Regions from separate parts of the Homo sapiens genome. Here regions 2, 3, 4, 5 and 6 are each linked to region 1. Evidence: chromatin contacts called from ENCODE Hi-C or POLR2A ChIA-PET data. All regions are on one chromosome and are shown on one strand. Each heading gives the region's core, a stretch centred on a gene start or an enhancer-like site at or near the end of the contact. The rest is flanking DNA. Distances are from core to core; before and after follow the strand shown.

Region 1 (3,927 bases), core at 528-3,027:
TTCTGGTACCAACTACCACCTGGAAGCTACCAGGTATAGAACCTTATACAGTATGTCATATATTTTTGAATAATTAACAATTTTTAAGCCCCTCTCCTACCCTCCAGAAAATAAATGTTGGTCCTAGTTATGTGCTTCAGTGCCACACAATCACAGAAAACTAGGATACAATAGCAGCTGAAATGACAGGGATAGGGTGAAGTTTCTAAGATTTCTGGCCAAACTGCTTTCCAAAATTTCTTATTTTTCTGTTCATCCTCAAACCAAACATCACACTTCAGGGGTCACTTCAGAGACAAACATTTCAAGAAATGACAGTAGTAGGAGCAATCTTCAAAATTCCCCCTTAAGGGGAAATATTTAATTTGTACAGCATCTAATTAAATACATATTAAATTTTTAGCACTTTTCTCTTGCCTCTATGCCCAAAGTATTTCAAGATCAGCTTAAAATTCTAAGTGGTGCCACTCTCTGACCATATTCCCATTCATTCAGTTTTCACTTTGCAAAGGGCTTTCTAAAACCTATTTTCATGCTGTGCCTATGCCAATGAACTTAAAGACAGGAAAACAGTCCTCTGGCTTATCTGCCACACCTGTAGGAGCAATAGTGACACCTACTTCCAAAACTACCATACAAACGAAGCTTCTCAAAGTGTCCAAAAGCACATACATTTAAACAAGACCAAGTTCTTTTAAGCATTAAGAAGTGGTTTATCAACACCTGTGAAAAGAAGGGGAAAAAATGGGAAAAAAAAAAGTGGATTAAAATGCCATGATTGAGGTTTGGGAGACAACTGTCCCTAAGACCAAAATAAAGAAACAAGTGGGAACAGCATGTCAAAATCTACTTCCCTAATAAAGAATTACTGCTTTAAAAACTCAGGCAACAAAAATACAAAAAACAAAAACAAAAGAACAAATAAAAACCTCAGGCAGAACAGCACAAACTTGAACATGGAACGAAGTCATCAAACAACTTGCAGTCGAATGCCTGTGCAGAATCCTTTCCTGCCTCAAAGCCTGTAATTCCAACAGTAGTGACAAAAGAACCCTAGAACTCCCCATCTCCAGTCGCGGATGCACACTCTCGAGAGGACCCGGCGGCCAGGCACGCACCCGGGCAGAGATGAGGCTGAGTCACGCACAGGAAGGAACGGGTAGCTGGTGGACAGCAAGTAAGAAGAGAGACAGGAGCAGGGTGGAAGTGAGGGGCGGAGTAGGAGGTGGGAGAGGCAGGAGGCAACTGCTCATTTGGGCTCACGAGGGGCGGGGATCGGCTCTTCTAGGGCAGAAACTGCCAAAATGCAAGTCTTGGCGACTGAGCTCCCTCCGGGATCGGGGGTCGCAACATGGCCACATATATGACAAAAACTGTGTTTCGAAGGACTCTCCACCACGCCCCGGCCCGTCCCTGAGGGCTGGGGCGACCATGGCTCGGGACACCAAGCCCTCAGGCTGCAGCCCGCCCCAGAGAGGCAGAAAGAAGAAAGGGGAAGAGGGGGCTGTGGCCCCGGAGACGGCCCGACCCACATCCCCAGGGATGGGGACAAGGGCCCTGAAAAGCAAGGCCCCACCACCCTCACCCTCCGGCCGTCTGCCGCAGCCCCAAGACGCCCTTAGCCGCTCAGCCGCGGCTTGGCGCTCCGATCCCCTCTGGTACTAGCCCCCAGGACCCCAACACTCTCAACCCATTCCTCCCCCTCACCAGCTGCCGCAGCCACCTCCAACGGCCGCCGCTTTTTGGGCCGACTCTCACCGCCGGGGCTTCCCTCTCTGACCTCATTTCCGGTCTGGGCCGGAGGGGTGGGGCGGTGGCGAGTGGGAGGGGCTGGCTGCACGATTGGGCCCCTGACCCAGTGCTTCCGCCCGTGGCCACACCCACTTCCGCCCCGCGGTGGGCGGAGCCACAGGAAGCCAGGAGATGGGGCAGGGGACAAGGAGGGGTGTTGAATAGGGTCTGGCCGGGAAAGGGCGTCTCAGGGGTTGAGGTGCCCCACGTGGGGAAAGACCCCTGCATGCTGGCCTCATCTTCCTTAGGGGCTTCCAGAAATTGGGCGCTAGGCAGGGATGTCAGCTTATCTCTTGCTTTCTGACCTTTTTAATGGGTCTGTGAAGTTGAGGGGAAATGGATCTTAATGACGTCTACCCTGTGAGCTGGTACAACCTTTGGAAGAGGTTGTTTTGCACTGAGTTACTCAGAACATTTCAAATTGCCTTGAGCAATAAAACAAGTGATATTGGATTATAACTCAAAGTACAAAAGAAATATTCATGAGCCCATGCCGATATAAGTGATTGAATAAATTAACGAATGAGGAAGAAGAGATAAATCCCCCACAGAAGAATCTCAAATAACTTATGTAGACAGCCATCCTGCAGCATAACTTCTGCCTCCTTAAATGTGGGCTGTGCATAGTGACTTCCTTCCCAAAAGTACAACATCTGTAAAGGGGAAAATGAGTGATTTTACAGGGGAGAAACCTGGCAAACAGTAATTCAGCCAGGTGATCAAGACTATGTGCTAAATCATGTTGATAGTATGTGGAATGATATATGATGAGAATGGCACTTTATGGTACTTTCCTTCCAAATCTCATAACCCAGTCTAATTATAAGAAAAAAAAATCAGACAAACCCGAATTGAGGGACATTCTGCAGAGTGCATGACCAGTATTCTTCAAAATTGTTAAGATCAGCAAAGGCAAGGGAAGTCTAAGAAACTCAGAGCCAAGAGGAGCCTAAGGAGGCATGACAATGTAATATGGTGTCCTGGGTGTGACGCTGCAATTGAAAAAAGAACATTAGGTAAAAACTAAGGAAATCTGGATAAAGTATCAACTTTAGTTAATCATAATGTATCGGGCCGGGTGAGGTGGCTCACGCCTGTAATCCCAGCACTTTGGGAGGCCGAGGCAGGCGGATCACCTGAGGTTGGGGGATTGAGACCATCCTGGCTAACAGGGTGAAAACCTGTCTCTGCTAAAAATACAAAAATTACATGGGCATGGTGGCACGTGCCTGTAATCCCAGCTACTCGGGAGGCTGAGGCAGGAGAATCACTTGCACCTGGGAGGCGGAGGTTGCAGTGAGCCAAGATCGCACCATTGCACTCCAGCCTGGTCTACAAGAGTGAAACTCCGTCTCAAAATAATAATAATAATAATAACGTATCAATATTGGTTGCAATTGTGAGATGTGTTATACTTCTGTAAGAGTGAATAGCCTGGTGTGGTGGCTCACACCTGTAATTCCAGCACTTTGGGAGGTTGAGGTGGGCGGATCACCTGAGGTCAGGATTTCGAGATCAGCCTGGCCAACATGGTGAAACCCCGTCTCTACTAAAAATACAAAAAATTAGCCAGGTGTGGTGGCACATGCCTGTAGTCCCAGTCCCTACTCAGGAGGCTAAGGCAAGAGCATCGCCTGAGCCCAGGAGGCGGAGGTTGCAGTGAGCAGAGATCGAGCCACTGCACTCCAGCCTGGGCGACAGAGTGAGACTCAGCCGTCACAAAAAAAAAAAAAAAAAGTGAATAATAGGAGAAAGTGTGAATTACACAGAAACTGTAACAATCTTCATAATTTTTATCTAAACCCAAAATTATCCTAAAATAAAAAAGTTTATTTAAAAATATGCACATACCTTGGACCCTGAAATTTTGCCCCAAAGAATTGTATTCTAAGGAAAAATTGGAAATGGGCGCAAAAATGTTAAATATAGGTAAATCATCTCTGCAGCATTTCTGAGGGAGAGATGAGGAAACTAGAAAAAGCCAGAAGTTCTACAACAGGGGTTAGTTAACTAAATTATGGTACATCTATGGGTGGAATATCTTGCAACTTTTAAAAATTAATGTTGCAAAAGAATATTTAATGACATGAAAAGCCATCGACTTATGATTGTGTACATTTCTGCATGACTGTTATA
Region 2 (3,927 bases), core at 173-2,672, 1.7 Mb after region 1:
GGAGCTTCCCCATTACCTTTAACAGGTGCTGATTTTCTTTGAGGCAAAATGATTCAATGGAATAAATACTGGGAAACGTGTAGGGACTTAAGCCTGGAATCTAGTCCGGCCTGACTTTCTACCGACTACCCAATGGACCTGGGCAGATCAATTTTGCTCCTATAACTTAGTTACTTTGATTCAGAACAACAAACCTTTACTGCATCCTCACTGTGAGACGGGCGGTGTTAACCATCCCAGGTAAACCCTTTAAATTTGGAATAAAAGTGCACCTTAAACTGGAGACACTTTTGTCCCTCCTGTACCTCCTTTGGGGGCCCACCCCTTCCTCCTTGCCTGTCGTCGGGGTTGATAACTGTATCCAGTGAAAATTTGTATTGGAATCCGGAGCATCCACCTCCCTCCACTTGCAGCCTGAGGAATTCTGACCCTTCGGTGATTTCCAAAAGCCTCTGAAATGCAGGAAGGGGGATCAAGAATAGCGGGAAACGGGAGTTAAAGGGCTGAGTGAAGAGCAGTTCCCGCTGCTCCCGCCAATCGCCTGGGTACCGCCGCTCCGCGTCCGGCCTCCTACCTGGACGCAACTGTCTGTGAGGCGGATCTGCCCTTCGCCGGCCTCGGGGCTGGAGGACGACGCCTCCCGACGCGCCTGGGGTCCCAGGGAGGCCGTGAGGAGCCTGCGCGCAAGGGAGGAGGGTGAGCCCGGGAGCAGAAGGGGCACCTTGCAACCCTCGACCTGGAGCGCCTCACGCTAAACCTGGCGACCCCCACCTGGACGGCCTCCCACCAAACCCTCGCATCCCCCACAGGCCTTAGTTTCCCATTTGTCCTAGAGGCGCAGAACCAAACACCCTTTCCAGGTGCCTTTCTAGTCTTGGTACCTGCCCCTCGGCCAGGGAGTGACCGCTCTCTGCGTCGCGGCCGTTAGGGACGACCCCCAGGCGGCAGCCATCTTCCTCCACAAGCTCCGCCCCTCGCGTCTCCCCCGTTTCTCACCCGGGGCCTCGGGAGGCGGAGAGAACGAACAGGAGGCCGGGACTTCACGGAGGCCCCGCCCCCCCAACATGCCTATTGGGTAGTGCGGGAGGAGAAGGTGTCTGATTGGCTAGGAATGCTCCAGACGGCAGCGGCGGGGACGCACCCAGGAAGCCGGAGAGGTGCTCTAAAGGGAAGGAACGGGGCGGGGAGGAGTGAGGCGGGGCGGGGCGGAGGTGGGTCCGGGCGGGTCAGGCCTCTGAGGGGATGGCATGGGCGGAGACTGCAGGCTTCTGGGCCTGAGAGGGCTGGAGCTGGCTTTCCGGAGCCGGGGGCGGGGCGCGGGCGGGCCTCAGCTGTGGTTACTGGTGACAGGTCGCCTGACTGGGCTCCTCCCCGGGCCCGCCCCGACAGGTTTGTCTTGTGACCGCGGGCGGCCGCTGCTTCTTTCCCGAGCTTGGAACTTCGTTATCCGCGATGCGTTTCCTGGCAGCTACATTCCTGCTCCTGGCGCTCAGCACCGCTGCCCAGGCCGAACCGGTGCAGTTCAAGGACTGCGGTGAGCCCCAGGCCCGCCCAAGGTTCCCGCGCCCTCTGTGGAAGGCCCCGCCGGACCCCCGCGCTGAGACCCCTGGGGCTGGGCTGGGCGGATCCCTCGGGCGGCCAGGCTGAGCCTTGGACCCTACCTAACTGGAATGGGCTGGGTCGGGGGAGAAGGCGCCGGCCTCCATGAAACCCGACCGCGCACAACTTTGTTTCTTTCCTTAGAACGCGTGTTTTGGGGTTCCTGGGAACTCCAGGAGGTGGGCCTTTTGCTGAAGTTTCCTAAAGTTTGTAGGGCGGACAACAGAAGGGCTGTATCCAGCTCTGGTGGAGGGGTGGAGCACAGAACTTCTTTTTATTTATGCTTTGTATCTTGGAATCCCGCCTCCCCCTTCCAACTCCTTTTGCTTTTCTTTTAATTTCGTTTTTGCTGACAAGTCAAAAGTCAATTCCCCTTTTTCATCATTTATTGTTACAAATAGGACTTCCTTTGGGCTTTGGAATCTTGTGATTCTTAATCAGTTTTTCCTTGTATAAATCTCATTGTGTCTCTAATCACAGCTTGTGATACATAACTCCCTCTCGCCGCTGTGGTTGGAATCTTTGTTGGAAAATACAACAGGTGGTAGAAATTCTGAGTGCCTTCATTGAGTCGAGTCTATAGAATTGTCGGAACAGAAACTCGAGCAATGTTGTTCAGAGGTGGAGATAGAGAGATAGAACTGTCAATGAAAGAGGCATGAAACTGACTTTGTAAGATCTATGAGTGGAAAGGAAGCACGGAGATCGTATAATCAATCATTGAATTCCAGGGATGTTGGGTAGCCTACCTAAAGTCACGCAGCAGAATGGGGAGCCAGAGTAAGTGTAACCGCCCAAGGGGTTCACCTTGCGCATTGCCTAGACAGAGCGGATTTATCAAGATGGGATTTGCAGTGGCGAAAAGAGTAATTCACGCAGAGCCGGCTGTGGGGGAGGCCGGAGTTTTATTGTTACTCAGATCAGTCTCCCCGAGCATTCGGGGATCAGAGTTTTTAAGGATAATTTGGCGGGTATGGGCTTGGAAAGTGGGGAGTGCTGATTGGTCAGGTTGAAGATAAAATCATAGGAGAGTCGAAGTGAGTTCTTCTTGCTGACCTCTGGGTGGTGTCATTTGCTGCATCGGAATGCAGGATCTGCAAAATATCTCAAGCACTGACCTTAGGTTTTACAATAGTGATATCATTACCAGGAGCAATTTGGGGAGGTTCAGACTCTTACAGCCAGAGGCGGCGTGGCCCCTAAACTCGTAGCTAATTTGTTAGTCCTACAAAGGCAGACCGGTCCCCAGGCAAGAAGGGGTTTTTCAGGAAAGGGCTATTATCCATTTCGTTTCAGAGTTTAAACTATAAATTCCTCTCCAAGACTAGTTCAGCCTACACCCAGGAATGAACAAAGACAGTTTAGAGGTTAGAAGGAAGATGGGTAGGTGAGTCCTGATCTCTTTCACTGTCTTAATTTCCTCAGGATTTTTGCAAAGGCGGTTTCATAAGTTTGCTGCTTTATATCCAGTGCCCAGGTAATAGTAACTGCTCAATGAAATGTGTTGAAAACATAGATGGAAATCTTTTTCCCCTATGTCATAAAAATTCATGTTGAGACAAAAGCAAAGTTGGGGATTAGGGGACAGGATTGATTAAGGAATGGAGTGCTGGCCGATTAACACTTAAATGCTATTCCATTGATTTAGGAGACTGGCACTTGAAAGCTATTATCGCTTCAAATTACTGCCTTTCCCTCCATTAAACTTAGTAGCCAGCGTTTGGATGAAGACACTATTAATTTTAATAACTCATTCCGGCCAGGCACAGTGGCTCACACCTGTAATCCCAGCACTTTGGGAGGCCAAGACGGGCAGATCACGAGGTCAAGAGATTGAGACCATCCTGGCCAACATGGTGAAACCCCATCTCTACTAAAAATACAAAAATTAGCTGGGCATGGTAGTGTGCACCTGTAGTCCCAGCTACTCGGGAGGCTGAGGCAGGAGAATCGCTTGAACCCGGGAGGTGGAGGTTACAGTGAGCCAAGATCACGCCACTGCACTCCAGCCTGGCGACAGAGCAAGACTCCGTCTCAAAAAAATAAAATAAAATAAAATAACTCATTCCATCCTCACAAGCTGTCTTACAGATGAGGAAAGCGAAGCACATAGAGTAACTTGCCCAAGATCTCACACCCAGTAAGTGGTAGGAAACCGTGGGTCTTTGTGAGCCACTTTGGGTTTCCAAAAAAAGAAGGGAAATAAATCCAGAAATTATTCTACTTATTTGAAAAAGCAGGAGTACACCTATGGGAAGAAGCTTTTAAAGGGAAGAAGGGTTTCAGTTACAGATTTATAATTTACTTTTGAATTGGGAAATATGATAT
Region 3 (3,927 bases), core at 764-3,263, 1.6 Mb before region 1:
TGAATCCATGTATGACTGCTCCCACCAAGAGAGCAAAAAGTGCACAAGAACAAGCAGCTTGCTGGGCCCTGAAATAGGCCACTGGAGTCCCTGCAACATGGAAACCTTAACCCAGGAGGCATATTTAGTGAGTTACCCTGGTGAAGAAATGGATGGCTGACCCAACTAAATTTTTTTTTTTTAGACGGAGTCTTGCTCAGTCGCCCAGGCTGGAGTGCAGTGACACGATCTCGGCTCACTGCAGCCTCCGTCTCCCGGGTTCAAGCTGTTCTCCTCCTCAGCCTCCCAAGTAGCTGGGACTACAGGCACACACCACTACGCCCAGGTAATTTTTTTGTATTTTTGGTAGAGATGGGGTTTCACCATGTTGGCCAGGCTGGCATTGAACGCCTGACCTCAAGTGATTCGCCCACCTCAGCCTCCCAAAGTGCTGGGATTACAGGTGTGAGCCACCGCACCCGGCCCCAACTAATATTCTTACAGGTCCTTTGTCTGACAAGAAAATGACTGCATAGCAGAAAGTAAGAATATGCACACTCTTCTAGTACAGATCAAATCGCACATCCCTGAGGCCAGTTGAGAAATGGCCAAGCAAAGAATGACCCAATAAGGTAGAATATGATGTAACCAGGAAAAATGACAAGTATAGACTACATTAAAATCTGTATATAAATTAATATGGAGGGAGTTAACAGTGTACAAAGTAATATGCACATATTTACAATCACCAAAAAAGTAAAACTGGCAAATAAAGACAGAAAGACCCGTAACCAGGTGTGAAGAGATAGTGCTTTAAGTTCACAGGATTTTTTTTCCTATAAAGCAGTGGTACTCAACGTATGGTCCCCAGACCAACAGCAACTGCATCACTTGGGTGCATGTTAGAAACGCCAATTCTTGGTCCTCATACCAGACTTACAGAATCAGAAACTTTGGGGATGGGGTCCAGTACTGTGTGTTGTTACTAGCTCTCCAGGTGACTCTGGTGCATGCTAAAGTTTGAGAACCACTGTAGTAAGAAAATTATTTTATTTATTTTCCTTTTTTTCTTTTAATACAGACGGGAGTCTCACTATGTTGCCCAGCCTGGTGTTGAACTCCTGCCCTCAAGCAATCCTCCCATCTTGGCCTCCCAAAGTGCTGGGATTACAGGCATCAGCCACCACATCCAGCCCCAAGAAAATTATTAAATAAAACATATGAAGCCACAGATAAAGTCTAATTCACTTCAACTCTGCAAATATTTCTTGAGCACCTACTAAGTGCCAAGTATCATGGAGGTAAACAATAAATACTTGTTGAATGACTTTCTTGTTAGTAGAAAGTAAATGCCACTTAACCCTGGGAGAGGGCTGTTCTAGGTGTCTTATCTAAAGGTTGCTCTCCACACACACTGGCTGCTGTTAGCACATATCTACTGTGTGATCTGGAAGCCCAGGGCCCTGCAAGATGCTGGAGATAAGCAGCGGTCTGGGGCACGTTCGCAAGACCGGGTGGAGGGCCAGGATATGGGCATCGCCCCCTGCTCTTGCCCAGACCACGCTCCAGCTCCAGCTGCTTCTGCCTCGGAACTCACAGGGCCACCAGGGGGTGAAGGCGTCTGGGTGAGCCACCTCCGGCCCTCCTCCAGCTCTGCCCACTCGGGTGCCTGCAAGACTGTGCCACTGAAGTGGACAGGTCACATGAAAGCCCACTGGTGTGCCAAACTGGAGAAGTCACTGCAGGGGGGCGGGGCAATGCGAGTCACCCGAGCCACGTGGCCGCGCGCCGGGCCCAGGTGACAAGGTCATGGGGCTGTCCCTCCCGGCGCCCAGGGCGGCTGCACAACCGGAGCAGAGGCCGACTCCCGGCGTGTCCATGCCGGTTCCCTCGCGCTCCAGGCGCGGTGCGGCCCTGCCAGGCTGGTCGGCCCGAGCTCTGCGCCGGCCTCCGGCGAGCTGCCCCTACTCACCCCGAGGGAAGCAGAGCCGCGGCGCCCGGCTTCCGGCCGCAACCCGGTAGCGGGGAATTAGCTGGGAACCGTGCGGGGACAGCCACCTGACTGCGCTTAGTGAAGCCGAGGCGCGCGCGGCCTGCCGGGACTTGTAGTTCCTGGTTCCCCACGCCGCGATCCCGCGGGCAGTACTGTGGAGGCACAGGGGTCTCGGGCTTACTCCGTCAGGTGGCCTTGTTGCTTTGCCAGGGCGACGGACTTGGAATATTACTGAAATATTTTCTTCAAGACATTCTAACTACGTCCCAGGTTCGTGTTTAATGAAAGATGAAGTGGATTTGTAGATTTTTTTTTTTTGAGACTGAGTCTCGCTCTGTCGCCCAAGCAGTACAGCTAATTTTTGTATTTTTTTTAGAGATGGGGTTTCACCATGTTGGCCAAGCCGGTCTCAAACTCCTGACCTCAAATGATCCGCCCGCCCAAAGTGCTGGGATTACAAGAGTGAGCCACTGCGCCCGACCTCGTAGATTTTATTCATTCATTCATTCATTCATTCATTCATTTTGAGACAGAGTCTCACTCTGTCGCCCAAGCTGGAGTGCAGTGGCCCATCTCGCCTCACTGCAACCTCCGCCTCCCGGGTTCAAGTGATTCTCCTGCCTCAGCCTCCTGAGTAGCTGGGATTACAGGAGTGTGCTACCACGCCCTGCTAATTTTTTGTATTTTTAGGAGTGACGGGGTTTCGCCATTTTGCCCAGGCTGGTCTTGAACTCCTGAACTCAGGCAATCCACCCGCCTTGACTTCCCAAAGTGCTGGGATTACAAGCCTGAGCCACCTCACCGGGCCATAGATTTTAAATAAGATATTGGAACTAGTAGGCGAAGAAGAAATTTACTGACAATTGATGTATGCTGGCGGGGCGGTGGCTCACGCCTGTAATCCCAGCAGGCCAAGGCTAGCAGATCACCTGAGGTCGGGAGTTTGAGACCAACCTGACCAACATGGAGAAACCCCGTCCCTACTAATAATAGCAAAAATTAGCCAGGCCTAGTGGTGCATGCCTGTAATCCCAGCTACTCAGGAGGCTGAGGCACTAGAAACCCGGGAGGCAGAAGTTGCGGTGAGCCGAGGTCACGCCATTGCACTCCAGCCTAGGCAACAACAGCGAAACTCCGTCTCAAAAATAATAATAATAATGCTGGCTGGGCAGGACGCAGTAGCTCACACCTGTAATCCCAGCACTTTGGGAGGCTGAGGCGGGCAGATCACCTGAGGCTAGGGGTTGGAGACCAGCCAGGCCGACATAGTGAAACCCCATTTCTACTAAAAATAGAAAAATTAAGCCGGGTGCGGTGGCTCATTCCTGTAATCCCAGCACCTTGGGAGGCCAAGGTGGGCGGACCACTTGAGGCCGGGAATTTGAGACCAGCCTGGCCAACATAGTGAAATCTGTCTCTGCTAAAAATACAAAAATTAGCCTGGTGTGGTGGTGCACGTCTGGAATTTCAGCTACTCAGGAAGCTGAGGCAGGAGAATCGCTTGAACCCGGGAGGCGGAGGTTGCAGTGAGCTGAGATCACGCCACTGCACTCCAGCCTAGGCAACAGAGTGAGACTCTGTCTCCAAAAAGAAAAAAAAGAAAAAGAAAAATTAGCCCAGCATAGTGGCGGGCACCTGTTATCCCAACTACTCGGGAGGCTGAGGTGGGAGAATTGCTTGAACCCAGGAGGTGGAGGTTGCAGTGAGCTGAGATTGGGCCACTGCACTCCAGCCTGGGCAACAGAGCAAGACTCGTCTCAAAATAAATAAATAAATAAATATAATATGCTAGCTAATCTTAGTTATCTTTGGCCCTTATTCATTCATTCACTGATCTCCATTATCAAATGTTGACTTATAAGATGCACTTTGAAGACATGTATCAAAAACATTTCTCTTTTTTTTTTTGAGACAGGGTCTGGCTGTGTTGCCCAAGCTGGAGTGTAGAGGCTCCA
Region 4 (3,927 bases), core at 987-3,486, 1.4 Mb after region 1:
TGGGGAAAATAAACTGGTGAGATGGTACAAATTTGATGTAAGCCAACAGAATCATTATTCTACTACTTTATTTCAGCATCCCAAGTGTTTTCTCCAGAAGATGTGCCAAGCATCATTTCTTAAAACAACTTGCTTCTGTTCTTAATTTCTAATGCCAAACCACCGTAAAATTATAATACTGCATCCCTATCTTTTGGAAATCTTTTATAGGTAAATCTGAGCGTTTATATTACAAGATTCTCTTTTTTCCTTAGTGAATCTAAGGTAAATTAGTAATCGCTGAAAAAGTGTCTACTTTAGGAAATCATAACAATTGATTTATTCTGCTTTAGTTTGACCTTCCCTCTCTCAAGGGGGAACTCGTTTATTACTGTTACCCTGTCAATTTGTCTGTTCTGCGGGATAAGAATGGCTGACTCTCTCATGAAAAGATATCACCAAACTTTTTTTACGTTGGCCAAATTGCAAGGCTGTTTCTTTGGAGTGAATGGTAATGACAATGAAACGCAGAAAATTGCTCATTATCTTAAAACAATCTTTAAATAATATGAGAAAAGGATGTCTGGGTCAATTCCTAAAATGGACCAATCGATCCCCAAAAGGGTCTCGGGACTCATCTATGTATTGTATATGTACCTATAAGCATAATTAGGATGCTCCTGGTAAGACAAGATTTCCATCCTTTTTCTGAAACCTCTTAATTCAGGAAGCTGACAACTATCCCTGGCCCCTAAGTAATATTTTTAAAAGAAGCTAACTAATCATAAAGTTTACAAACATTCAAGTGTCAGCCCTTGGCGAGGCCTCTTTTTCATGCTTTCTCTCAAATGGAAACTTTCGTTTAAAATACAATTTTAAAACAAGACCCTCTGCAACAAAATCTATTTGCAACAGCAACAAAATCTAAGAGGATGGTCAAAGAAACCAAGGAATGTATCTGAGAGGTAACTTTTGAGCCACCCCACCACTGTATGTAATCCATACACATCTACAAACGCTGTTTTTTTGGTAATTCACATCTAGCTAATTAAAAAGCTGAGCTGTCAGCCCTCTGACTCTTACGGAATCCTTTGGAGTGTTAGCTAGTCATTGTGTGTTGGAATTAGACTAACCACTGGTTAAAGCCCTGAGGCCTGCTCATTCAGGGCCCTCTAGGTGAAAGATGAGGTTCAGGCAGATGCTTTCTTACCTGTGGAGTCATCGTAGAGGGATCTGGCTCAGGGGCGGCTTGCTGCTGTTCAGTACTCTTGTTTTTGGCCCCACTCTCCAAAGGCTCTTGCTGGACAGTTGTCTTATTTCCAGGGGGGGCGGACGGTGGTGGTGGAGCTAGTAGTTGGGATTTAGAATGGCCCTGGGAGGGGCGGGAAGGAGATGCCTGAGAAGAGGGCAAGTAGGACTGGGAATGGCTCAAATAGGATTGCGAGGAAGAGGAGGAGGATGAGTAAGAAGGGGTGGGCGCCAGGTAGGATTGGGAAGGTGGGGACTGCGAAGGGGACGGCTGAGCAGGAGGCAGGTAGGGCTGAGATGAGGTCGGGGGGTAGTAAGAGGGTGGCGGCTGAGGTGGGGGCATGTAAGACTGAGATGGGGGCATATAGGACCCAGGCGGCACAGGGGGAGATTCAGGGGGGGATTCCAGCTCCATTGGAACCAAACCAGGAGGCCCGTCTCGTTGGTGGTGGAGCATCTGGTGTTTGTACTGCTGCTGCTTCTGATAGCTGAGGGCCGGCCCGGGTGGCGGGGGCATCGGTGGCGGTGGCGGCTGCCAGTCTCCGTAGCCGCCCCCCGGCATCACTGGCGGGGGCGGCAGAGGGGGCGGAGGAAGGTGGTGGGGCTGAAGCACGCACTGCATTTGCTTCTGGTGCATCTGCTGCAGCTGCTGGAGCTGCGCCAAGTGCTGTTCGCGGAAGCTCATGAAGCCCGAGGAGGAGGGGGCCGCGGGAGTCGTCGAGCTCGAGTACCCGGGCCCCGGCGAGGCCTCAGGAAGCGCCACTGGCGGCGGCGGTGGGACCGGTGGCGGCGGATAGTGGCTGCTCCCGCCATACCGGCCCCAATTCGGGTACATATCGAAAAAGAAGGCGCAGGGCTCGTCCTGGCGCCGTTACTCGTCGCAACCGACCTCCAGGAGCCGCGGCGGCGACGGCGACAGCCGGAACTCGCGGCGCCTACAGGCCCCGGAGCGTGTAAACGGAGCGCGCCAGTGCGCCGGCGCTCCCGAGCTGGGCCCGCGACCGGGAAGGCGGGGACGCGACTTGGGCGACTACGTCTGCGCAGTAACCACCGAGAGGAGAACAAAGGCGAGATAGAGCGGTCCTTTACTTGGCGACTCGTGGTTGCCATCTTCCTTTGGGTTCAGATAATGTAGGCTCCAGTAGAATGTTCTCATAGAACTGAAAAACCATAGAGTCTCACAGCCGAAAGAGGTGGTAGAGATCCTATCGCTCCACGGGTTCATTTTTGAATGAAAAAAAAAAAAGGTTCCATTCACAATAGCAACAATCGCAACAACAACAAAAAAACATAAAGCAACTAGGAAAAACTCTAACAAGAAAGATGTAGGACTTATATGTAGAAAGCTACAGAGTCATAAAGAAGCATATCCAAGTAGGATGAAATTAGACTTCAAATAATGGAGAGGCTTACCATGATCCTGGGTGAAAAGAGGAAAAATTGTAAAGATGTCAGTTTCTCCCAAATTAAATGAATAGACCTAACTCAATTCTCCCCAGAAATTCAACTGGGAACAAAGCTGTGAAGAATGGAAAGGTGTTTTCAAGGCAGAGTGTAAGATTACACCAATTCCTGCAGACATATAGTGAGTAACATCTGCAGGAATTGTAGAAGGGGAGAAATGGAATTTTTTAGACTGTCTCAACACATATAAATCGGTGTTGCAGAATCTCAGAGCAAAAGCAAAGAGAGCAAAAACCAGATACAAAGATGGTCTAAAGACAACCTGGAAGATAATCTTCCAAAAGCTCTCAACGTAATACCAGACATAAACTCTTACTTTAGCTTGAGTGAATCACTAAAAAGCAAAGCTAATACACTGAATTCTTTTGGGTGTGTGGGGGGGGGCGGGGGGAGGGAGAACTGTGAGAATATTGTGTCAGTGCATCACTTGAGTAACATGCAAATAATTGACCTTTCTTCCATCTTAGCAACCCAGATCTTCACCTCTCTCAGGAGGTGAATGTGAATGGAAAGTGGAGCAGCAAGGCATCCTTCAAAAGGAAGAGCTTCTGTTTTCAAATAGAAATTTAGTTATGTTTCTTTTAACTTTTTATTGAAGTATAACGAATATACAGAAAATTACATGTCAAAAGACAAAATTACAACAAATTTAGTTTAAAGATCTTAATTAACTTTTACCTGCTATTCTAGAATTGGGCAACGTCTCATTCTATAAAGCAGAAACAGTGTTCCAATGAGCAGAACAATCGGGATAATTTCATAGACAGAAAAGAAACGCAGAGGCAGGGCGCGGGGGCTCACTCCTGTAATCCCAACACTTTTGGGAGGCTGAGGCAGGCAGATCACCAGGTCAGGAGATCAAGACCAGCCTGGTCAACATGGTGAAACCCCATGCCTACTAAAAATACAAAAAGTATCCAGGCGTGGTGGTGCTCACCTGTAATCTCAGCTACTCAGGAGGCTGAGGCAGGAGAATCACTTGAACCCAGGAGGCAGAGGTTGGAGTGAGCTGAGATCGTGCCACTGCACTCCAGCCTGGGTGACAGAGCGAGACTCCATCTCAAAAAAGAAAAAAAAGAGAGAAACAGAAAACTAAAAGTGGATTGTTTGTTTCAAAGTTTCTTTTCTTATAAGGTTAAAGCAGAGAGGACTTCTTTATCATGCTGGCTAAAAATGGACTGTTTGCAGACTTGGCTATTATTTCTCTCTCTCCTGGTTTATTGAATGGTCAGATAA
Region 5 (3,927 bases), core at 759-3,258, 1.2 Mb before region 1:
GGAGGTCTATATACTCTTCTTGGTCTTTTATTCAAGGATTGCAGAGAAGTGTAATCACTGGAAGAGGAAAAACAAACCGATGTGACCCTCCCTTCCTCTCCCAAAATACAAATATACATCAGTGGCAAGGCCAAAATTAAAATCCAAGTTACCTCTACCACAGTCTAGGACTTTTTGATACTCCTTCCGGTAAAGAGGTAAGAGCTCAGGCCAAGTTAGAAGGAATAAGAAGTAGACGGATGACAGCATGTGATTTCAAAACATCTTATTTTTGTATACCTTGTATTGAGGGAAGCCTAGCTGGCTAATCCACTCTGCAACTTCCTCTGGATCCCAATTAAGATGCTCAAATTGTAACTCAGTCCCTTTTTCTGGCTGGGTTTCGTCATCTTCAGAGACCCGTTCCTTCAACTCTTGGGACAAATCTACAACTTCCTTTTCATGAACGAACTCACTTAATTCTGTCTGAGACTCTGAGGGATCTGAGTATGAGCATTCTTCACTGACATTAAGCAATTTTTGGAGTGGTTGCAAAAACTCATAATGTGTACCAATTGATTCTTCACTTTCTCTGAGAGATCCTAATGCGTAATATTCTTTTCTAAATTTGTCACTTAGTGACAACTTTCCTCTTTTAGGCTCACGGTGCTCTAGCTCATCGTTTCCTACAGAATACTTAGACTTTATTGGTTCTGGCCTGTCTTCCTTGGAAAATTCTACATGTGTCTCCCTTGGTTTGGTTTCATCTGGTAACTCTAGAATTTTCTCAGTTGGCTTTGTTTGTGTTTTCTCTTCAACTTGTGGGTTGATCTCCTGTGGTAGCACTGGACCAGTCTCCTCTGGTGGCTGTGGATTTTTTTTCTCATTTGACTTTCTTATCTCTTCTGGACTTTCTGGTTTCATCATTTCTGATTGTTCTAGAATTGTTTCCTCATTTGTTTTTCTTGATTCTTCCTCAGGAAACTCTAATTTGATCTCTTCTAGTGGCTCAGGAACGTTCTCATCAGTAGACTTTCTTGGCTTGTGGTCTGGAAAGTCTGGTTTAGTCCGCTCAGGTAGTTCTGTCCCTTTCTCCTCAGTTGCCTTTCTTTGCATCTCCTCTGGAACCTCTGGTTGAGTCTCTTCTGGAGGCTCTAGACCTGCCTCCTCACTAGACTTTCTTGGTTCCTTCTCCAGAAATTCCAGTCTAGCCTGCTCGGGTGGCTCTGTCCTTTTCTTCTCAGTTGACTCTCTTTGTGTCTCCTCTGGAGTCTCTGGTTTGGTCATCTTTGGTGGCTGAAGATCTGTCTCTTCAAGTGATTCTCCTAGTTTCTCACTTGGAAAATCTTGTTTGGTCTGCTCTGGAGGCTCTAGACCTGTCTCTTCATGTTGCACTCTAAGTGATTCCTCTGGAACCCCCGGTTCAGTCTCCTCCTCTAGTAATTCTAAATTTCTCTCTCTGACTGTGGCCCCCGAAACCTCAGACATGGTTTCCGTTGGTGGCACTGGATCTGGATCTGTTTCCATAGCTGACTCTAGGAACACATCCTCTGTAACATTTGGTTTAGCCTCCTCTGGTGGCTCTAGGTCTGACTCTTTATGCGTTTCATCCATAGGGGCCTCCAAATCTTTGAAAAACTCTCCCATCTCTCTGGATGTTTCCGACTTTACCTCTTGGTGTATCCCTGGTTCAGTTTCGCTTGGTACGTCTCTCTTGGACTCCTTGGCAATTCCTTCCTGGGACGTCCCGCCAGGTTTCAGCTGCACGTTCTTAGCACTGTCTGGCTCCCCCTCTTTGAAGTCCTCTTCCTCGGTCTCTGGCTGTGGCTCTTGGTAAATCTCTGCTGGTAGCTTCGAGTCTGCCTTTGCCATGGTGTCTGGTTCGGCATTTTCATACAATTTATGAAGTCCAGGCAGTTCAGGCCTCTCAGGCTCCAGCTCTCCATCTTCATCTGGGCCGGAATCATAATCCTCCGGGACTTCAGCCATTTGCAGCTTAGCAGACGCGCCGCGGCTTCCTAGCAACCCCAACTTCCGATAGCGTCTCTATGGATACCACGATTTCCGGCAGTGTCTTCCTGACTCTTCCCCAGGTTTTGTTTGTTCTTTCAAGCCCTGACTTTAAAAATCGTCTGTCACAAGCACGCAGTAACCCTCCCTGCGGCCTCATCGCCAGCCTCAGCGGGCCAGAGCTCCTGTGGCCGCCCCTGGGTCAGCTAGCTTTTCAAGCGGCCGCCGCGCCGCTTCTTCCGGCCTGCAGGCTGCGCTCGGCTGTGCTCGGCGCTCGCTCGGCCTTCGGCTGTTTCCGGAGCCACTCGCGGCTGGCAGCGGAGAGCTCCGTGCGCGGGCTGCAGATGTCTGACCTGCAGGCGGCTGAGGGGCCGGGCTCCTGGAGCCCCACAGCCCGCCCAGGGTCGGCTGGCGGCGTCGGGGACTGCCAGGGAGTGGAGGGGAGCCAGGCGGCCGCCTCAGGTACGCAAGGCCGGGGCGCTGGCGGGTGGGTGCCGCCCGGCCTCAGGGCCCCGCACCACGGCGCGAGCCTCCGCCGCGCTCTGTCCTGGGCTTCCCCGCGGAGCGGACCCACCTCGGCAGCCCCTTCGCGCGCGGGGCCCCTTCCCCGCCGCTGCCACCACCCGGGCCCTGGGCTCGAGGTTATTTTCTACTCACTCCTGTTTCGAAATGCCTTGATTCCTGCCCCGCTTCCTTTCTGAGATCTGCCCAAATGGTAGTGACAGGGTGGCTCTGCCCCTGGCGCCTCTTCAGCTTCAGTTTCAGCTTCAGCCGGGGTTCGGGTCCCACCTCCGTCTGCTAATCACATCTAGACTGCCGACCCGAACCCTACTGGCCTCGCCGCCCCCTGCTTCTGGCTCCCCACCCTATCCCCATCTCAGTCCCCTGCCCCAGCCTTACCACGCGCCTCTCGGCCCCCACCCGGGTTGGCAGCCTTGCCTTCCTCTGCCAGAAGCCCACTGCGCCCTAGCCTTCCTGCACATAGGCCCCCTGGCCTTGCTGCCATCCTCTCCATCGCTTAGAGTGGGAAAAATGAAAAGCAGAGTTGAAATAGGTAGTGTCTGGGGTCTTTTGCTTGAACACAGTAGCCAAAGCAAGAGCAGGAATTAAAAATTTGGCCTACCTCCCTCATTCTCAAGACCCTCATCCTCTTCTTGTCCAGGACGACGTCTCCATTTCTACTAACGCGAGTTCCTCCGTGTGTATTATTTCAGTGTCCAAAGACAAAAGAGTCCATCCATCACACTTTCTTCTTTCAGCCTCCTGAACACCACACACGATGCAACTGAAAGGATGCTCTTTTGAAATACGAAAGGGTAGAGGGGAGAGAACTTGTCTTATTTAAGTAGCAAATATAAATTAATTTTCTAGGTCTGAAATTAAAATAGACACCATAAAGTATAATGGTTGAGGCACTACTGTGGAGCCAGGGTGCCTGGATTGGAGTCTGAAACGTCAGTTTCCTCATCTGTAAAATGTGATTACTAAAAATATCTGCCTCATAGGATTATTGTGAGGATTACTTGAGCTGCTTTGTCTAAGGCATTTGGGGTATAGTCCATGGTACACACTATACTCGTCTCAACCATTGTGACAGTAAGGTCTCTTTTTGTTCAGTTGAACTTCCTGTGCCGCCAGAGGTGTTCTTGGATGTATGGCTTCCAACATGGTGCCTTTTTCTGTCTTCTACTCTGATCCCAAGTATCTTCCCTCTCATAATGCTGCCTTATTCAAACACACACACAACTCACCCAGCTCTTTCCCATGATTTTATATTCTTTTACTTTAAAACACCTGACAAATTTTGCCTTTTTTTCTTACGAACTCTGCTTTGTATTAAATTAAAAATCGTTGGCATATATTTAACATAGCAGTAGAAATTCTAAGCATAATGTCTAAAAGACTAAGCAAGTAAACACAGAAAGGTAAGTCTTATAA
Region 6 (2,631 bases), core at 132-2,631, 1.1 Mb before region 1:
TGATTTTATTTTTGCCATATTCAAGACCGAGAAAATGTCAGTTGTCTTTTTCAAGCGTATTATTATTATCATGTTTACAATGGAGTACAATTGGGTAGGGGTTTTGGGATATCATGGGGGGTCCTAATACTTTCCCCACCCACCTCTTGTAACCAGTGCTGGTTAGGAAATCCCGGGACAGGGCTGTCCTTCACATACTCTGTCCTAGAAGGGAGGGCACCAGGGTAGATGCTGCCTGGAAACTATCTCCCTTTCGTCAGTGGTTGCATCCAGTCCTGACCTAATGATGGGAATAGCATATGTAAAGGTTGGCTTGAATGGTCCATACCAGCCAAGAGGATCCTTCCAGGTCCTGGTCAGTTCTAAAGCTGACTTGGAGGGTCCGGTCTACTTGCAGAATAGTCTTTTCCAGATCATCCTTCTACTTCTGAGAAAGTAGAATAAGTCATTCATTCTATTCAAACCAGAAGAGTTGGCCCCTCGTAGGCTTTTCTGGAAGTTAACTTTGCACAGCCAGGCTCATTAAGCTCCATTGTGCTAATCAAACCTGATCAGTGACTCTCAGCCCACTCTGGCTTTGGTTGTTGTGCTTATGCCACATCCACTTCCATCTACCATTTCTTGAGTACATACTGTGTACCAGGTACTATGCGGGGAGCTGGAGGTACTGAGCTCTGTTGGGCTTGGCTGTTAAGGAATATTCACTCTGGCAGAGGAGGCAGCCAGAGAGCCAGAGAATCATAGTGTAGAGTACTAGGTGCTATACGAATAGCAAAATGGTTAAGAGCACTAACATTGACCCAATTGCCTGGGTTAAAACTGTGCCCCACTGCCTGCTAGCTGTATTACTCCACCTCTCTGTATCTTGATTTCCTCCTGTGCAAAAAGAGGACCTAGTGACAGGATCCTCTGTGTGCTGTAGTGACGGCTAGAAGAGTTAATATATGCATCGTACTTGGAATGATGCGTGACGCATACATAGTAAGCACTCGGTAAATGCTGCCTTCGACAAGGGCAGAGGTGACACAAAGGAGAGGGCTGCCTGAGTCCAGGGGCACCTAAGGATTCTCCTTTTACTCCTGCCTGACTGGTCACTTGTGAAGAAGGAGCCCCCACTTACCCTGAGCCCTGTACTTAGCCAGGAGCACTATGGACACTCTCCCCTGAAGAATACCCTGCGCCCTCAGACAGTGCTTTTCCTGCCGTTCCAGGGGTTTCACAGGCCGCCTCCTCCATGGAGCCACGCCATGGTCCCTTGAGGCTAAGAGCCCCCAAGACAGGGCACAGCACAGCCGCTCCAAGTCTGAGAACTGCCCTGTCCCCTGCTGCGCTTGCGTTTGGCTTTGGTTCCAGCTGCCAAATTGAACTCCGTCTTGTTGATTTTCAGGCCCTTCTCTGCCCCCTGGTGGTTCTGGCTCAGCCTGACTGGCGTTAGTCTTGCTGGTGCTTTAGGGGTCAAGTTTGTTGGCCTCTTTATCATCCTTCAAGTGGGGCTGAACACCATTGCAGACCTTTGGTACCTGTTCGGAGACCTCAGTCTTTCATTGGTGAGCACCCAAGGGTTTGCTGTGGAAATGTTTTTGCTCCCTGATGTTGCTGAGTAGGAGCTGGTGGCCTTCTCTGTCTCTACTGCAGGTGGCAGAGTGGCTGTGTTCTGGGTCCCAGGTGGGCTGGACCCCCCAACCTCCGCAGACAGCAGGACATCAGGGAGTGGGCCCGGCTGAGGACTGGATAGGGTTCAAGGGAGAGGATAGATTAACATTCTTGGAAGTCTCTTTTTGCATTTGTTTTATAATGTCTGTCTTTTTTTTTTTTTTGAGATAGAGTTTCACTCTGTTACCCAGGCTGGAGTGCAGTGGGCCGATCTTGGCTCACTGCAACTTCCGCCTCCTGGGTACGAGTGATTCTTTTGCCTCAGCCTCCCAAGTAGCTGGGATTACAGGCACATACCACCATGCCCAGCTAATTTTTGTAGTTTTAGTAGAGATGCGGTTCTACCATGTTGGCCAGATTGTTCTCAAACCCCTGACCTCAAGTGATCCGCCCGCCTTGGCCTCCCAAAGTGCGGGGATTACAGGCATGAGCCACCGAGCCCGGTCTGAACTCACAATTTTCATTTCCTGACCCACGGTCTCCATATTTGGAGGCCAGTAAGGGCCTTTACAGTTTATTATTTATTAAGGGCTGATTCTATGCCAGGCACTATGCGAAACGCTTTACCTTCATTATCTCATTTACCCCTCATAATAGTCCTATGAGGTAGGGAGTTATTACCCTGATTTTCAAATGAGGAAATCAAAACCTACAGAGGTAATGACTTCCCCGAGGCCATCGGGGAGTGAGAGGTGTATCTAGGAGTCACAACCAGGTTAGGTTGGCCCCAGGCCATCACTCTGCTGTGGTGCTGCTCCATCACCTCCAAACCAGCTCCTAACAAGTTTATTCATTCATTCATTCATTTATTCAGAAAATGTGTAAAGATCATCCAGCCACTGTGTGTGAGGTGCTGGAATATACAGATGAATATAATATGGTCCCCACCCTCTGTGGTCAATGGAGAGAGAGAAATAAGGAAGCAGGCAGTTACAGTCAGCCAGGAGTGCTGGGAGAGCACAGAAAAGGGCACTCGGC

The links. A loop is a pair of places that touch in the nucleus more often than their neighbours do. ChIA-PET counts read pairs that join two places held with the same protein, here RNA polymerase II (POLR2A). Pooled maps may share reads with other maps.
Region 2: a map of CD4-positive, alpha-beta T cell shows a loop between it and region 1 (10-fold over the local background). The contact joins the promoter of NPC2 here to the promoter of GPATCH2L in region 1. A Hi-C loop is called at or near these places in 5 of 168 maps with a recorded cell type or tissue (CD4-positive, alpha-beta T cell, CD4-positive, alpha-beta memory T cell, CD8-positive, alpha-beta T cell and 2 more) and 12 of 50 pooled maps.
Region 3: a map of CD4-positive, alpha-beta T cell shows a loop between it and region 1 (6-fold over the local background). The contact joins the promoter of ADCK1 here to the promoter of GPATCH2L in region 1. A Hi-C loop is called at or near these places in 1 of 168 maps with a recorded cell type or tissue (CD4-positive, alpha-beta T cell) and 8 of 50 pooled maps. POLR2A ChIA-PET finds 5 or more read pairs at or near these places in 1 of 52 experiments (PC-9).
Region 4: a loop to region 1 is called in a pooled map, with 10 times the contacts of the local background. The contact joins the promoter of YLPM1 here to the promoter of GPATCH2L in region 1. A Hi-C loop is called at or near these places in 6 of 50 pooled maps.
Region 5: a loop to region 1 is called in a map of CD8-positive, alpha-beta T cell, with 6 times the contacts of the local background. The contact joins the promoter of SAMD15 here to the promoter of GPATCH2L in region 1. A Hi-C loop is called at or near these places in 2 of 168 maps with a recorded cell type or tissue (CD8-positive, alpha-beta T cell and naive thymus-derived CD4-positive, alpha-beta T cell) and 8 of 50 pooled maps.
Region 6: a pooled map shows a loop between it and region 1 (3-fold over the local background). The contact joins the enhancer-like site here to the promoter of GPATCH2L in region 1. A Hi-C loop is called at or near these places in 1 of 168 maps with a recorded cell type or tissue (gastrocnemius medialis) and 3 of 50 pooled maps. POLR2A ChIA-PET finds 5 or more read pairs at or near these places in 1 of 52 experiments (PC-9).

Annotation. Positions count from the first base shown.
Region 1 is chr14:76,149,772-76,153,698 of GRCh38, reverse strand. It overlaps GPATCH2L (G-patch domain containing 2 like), which reads right to left and starts at 1,777. Exons shown (of 10, transcript NM_017926.4): 1 at 1,708-1,777.
Region 2 is chr14:74,490,800-74,494,726 of GRCh38, reverse strand. It overlaps NPC2 (NPC intracellular cholesterol transporter 2), which reads left to right and starts at 1,422. Exons shown (of 5, transcript NM_006432.5): 1 at 1,422-1,534. The coding sequence starts at 1,453. It overlaps ISCA2 (iron-sulfur cluster assembly 2), which reads right to left and starts at 962. Exons shown (of 4, transcript NM_194279.4): 1 at 882-962; 2 at 575-677; 3 at 337-452. The coding sequence starts at 952. RefSeq lists an enhancer at 880-959 and silencers at 1,160-1,439, 1,610-1,669.
Region 3 is chr14:77,798,195-77,802,121 of GRCh38, reverse strand. It overlaps ADCK1 (aarF domain containing kinase 1), which reads right to left and starts at 2,013. Exons shown (of 11, transcript NM_020421.4): 1 at 1,952-2,013. RefSeq lists enhancers at 1-16, 1,398-1,477, 1,488-1,537, 1,611-2,149, 2,150-2,688 and a silencer at 1,728-2,087.
Region 4 is chr14:74,761,625-74,765,551 of GRCh38, reverse strand. YLPM1 (YLP motif containing 1) reads right to left here and starts at 2,236. Exons shown (of 21, transcript NM_019589.3): 1 at 1,190-2,236. The coding sequence starts at 2,062. RefSeq lists an enhancer at 2,189-2,528.
Region 5 is chr14:77,375,460-77,379,386 of GRCh38, reverse strand. SAMD15 (sterile alpha motif domain containing 15) reads right to left here and starts at 2,008. Exons shown (of 3, transcript NM_001010860.4): 1 at 280-2,008. The coding sequence starts at 1,968. TMED8 (transmembrane p24 trafficking protein family member 8) reads left to right here and starts at 2,293. Exons shown (of 6, transcript NM_213601.3): 1 at 2,293-2,451. The coding sequence starts at 2,334. RefSeq lists an enhancer at 2,026-2,235 and a silencer at 2,286-2,715.
Region 6 is chr14:77,300,006-77,302,636 of GRCh38, reverse strand. POMT2 (protein O-mannosyltransferase 2) reads left to right here. Exons shown (of 21, transcript NM_013382.7): 6 at 1,388-1,547. Among named protein-coding and RNA genes, the nearest start is that of POMT2, 20 kb to the left of the region's middle. RefSeq lists a silencer at 1,386-1,445. Within about 2 kb of position 1,381, at least 3 of the 41 ENCODE cell types and tissues checked have a DNase peak (open chromatin) inside an H3K27ac peak, as active enhancers do; they include gastrocnemius medialis, where a contact is called at or near this core.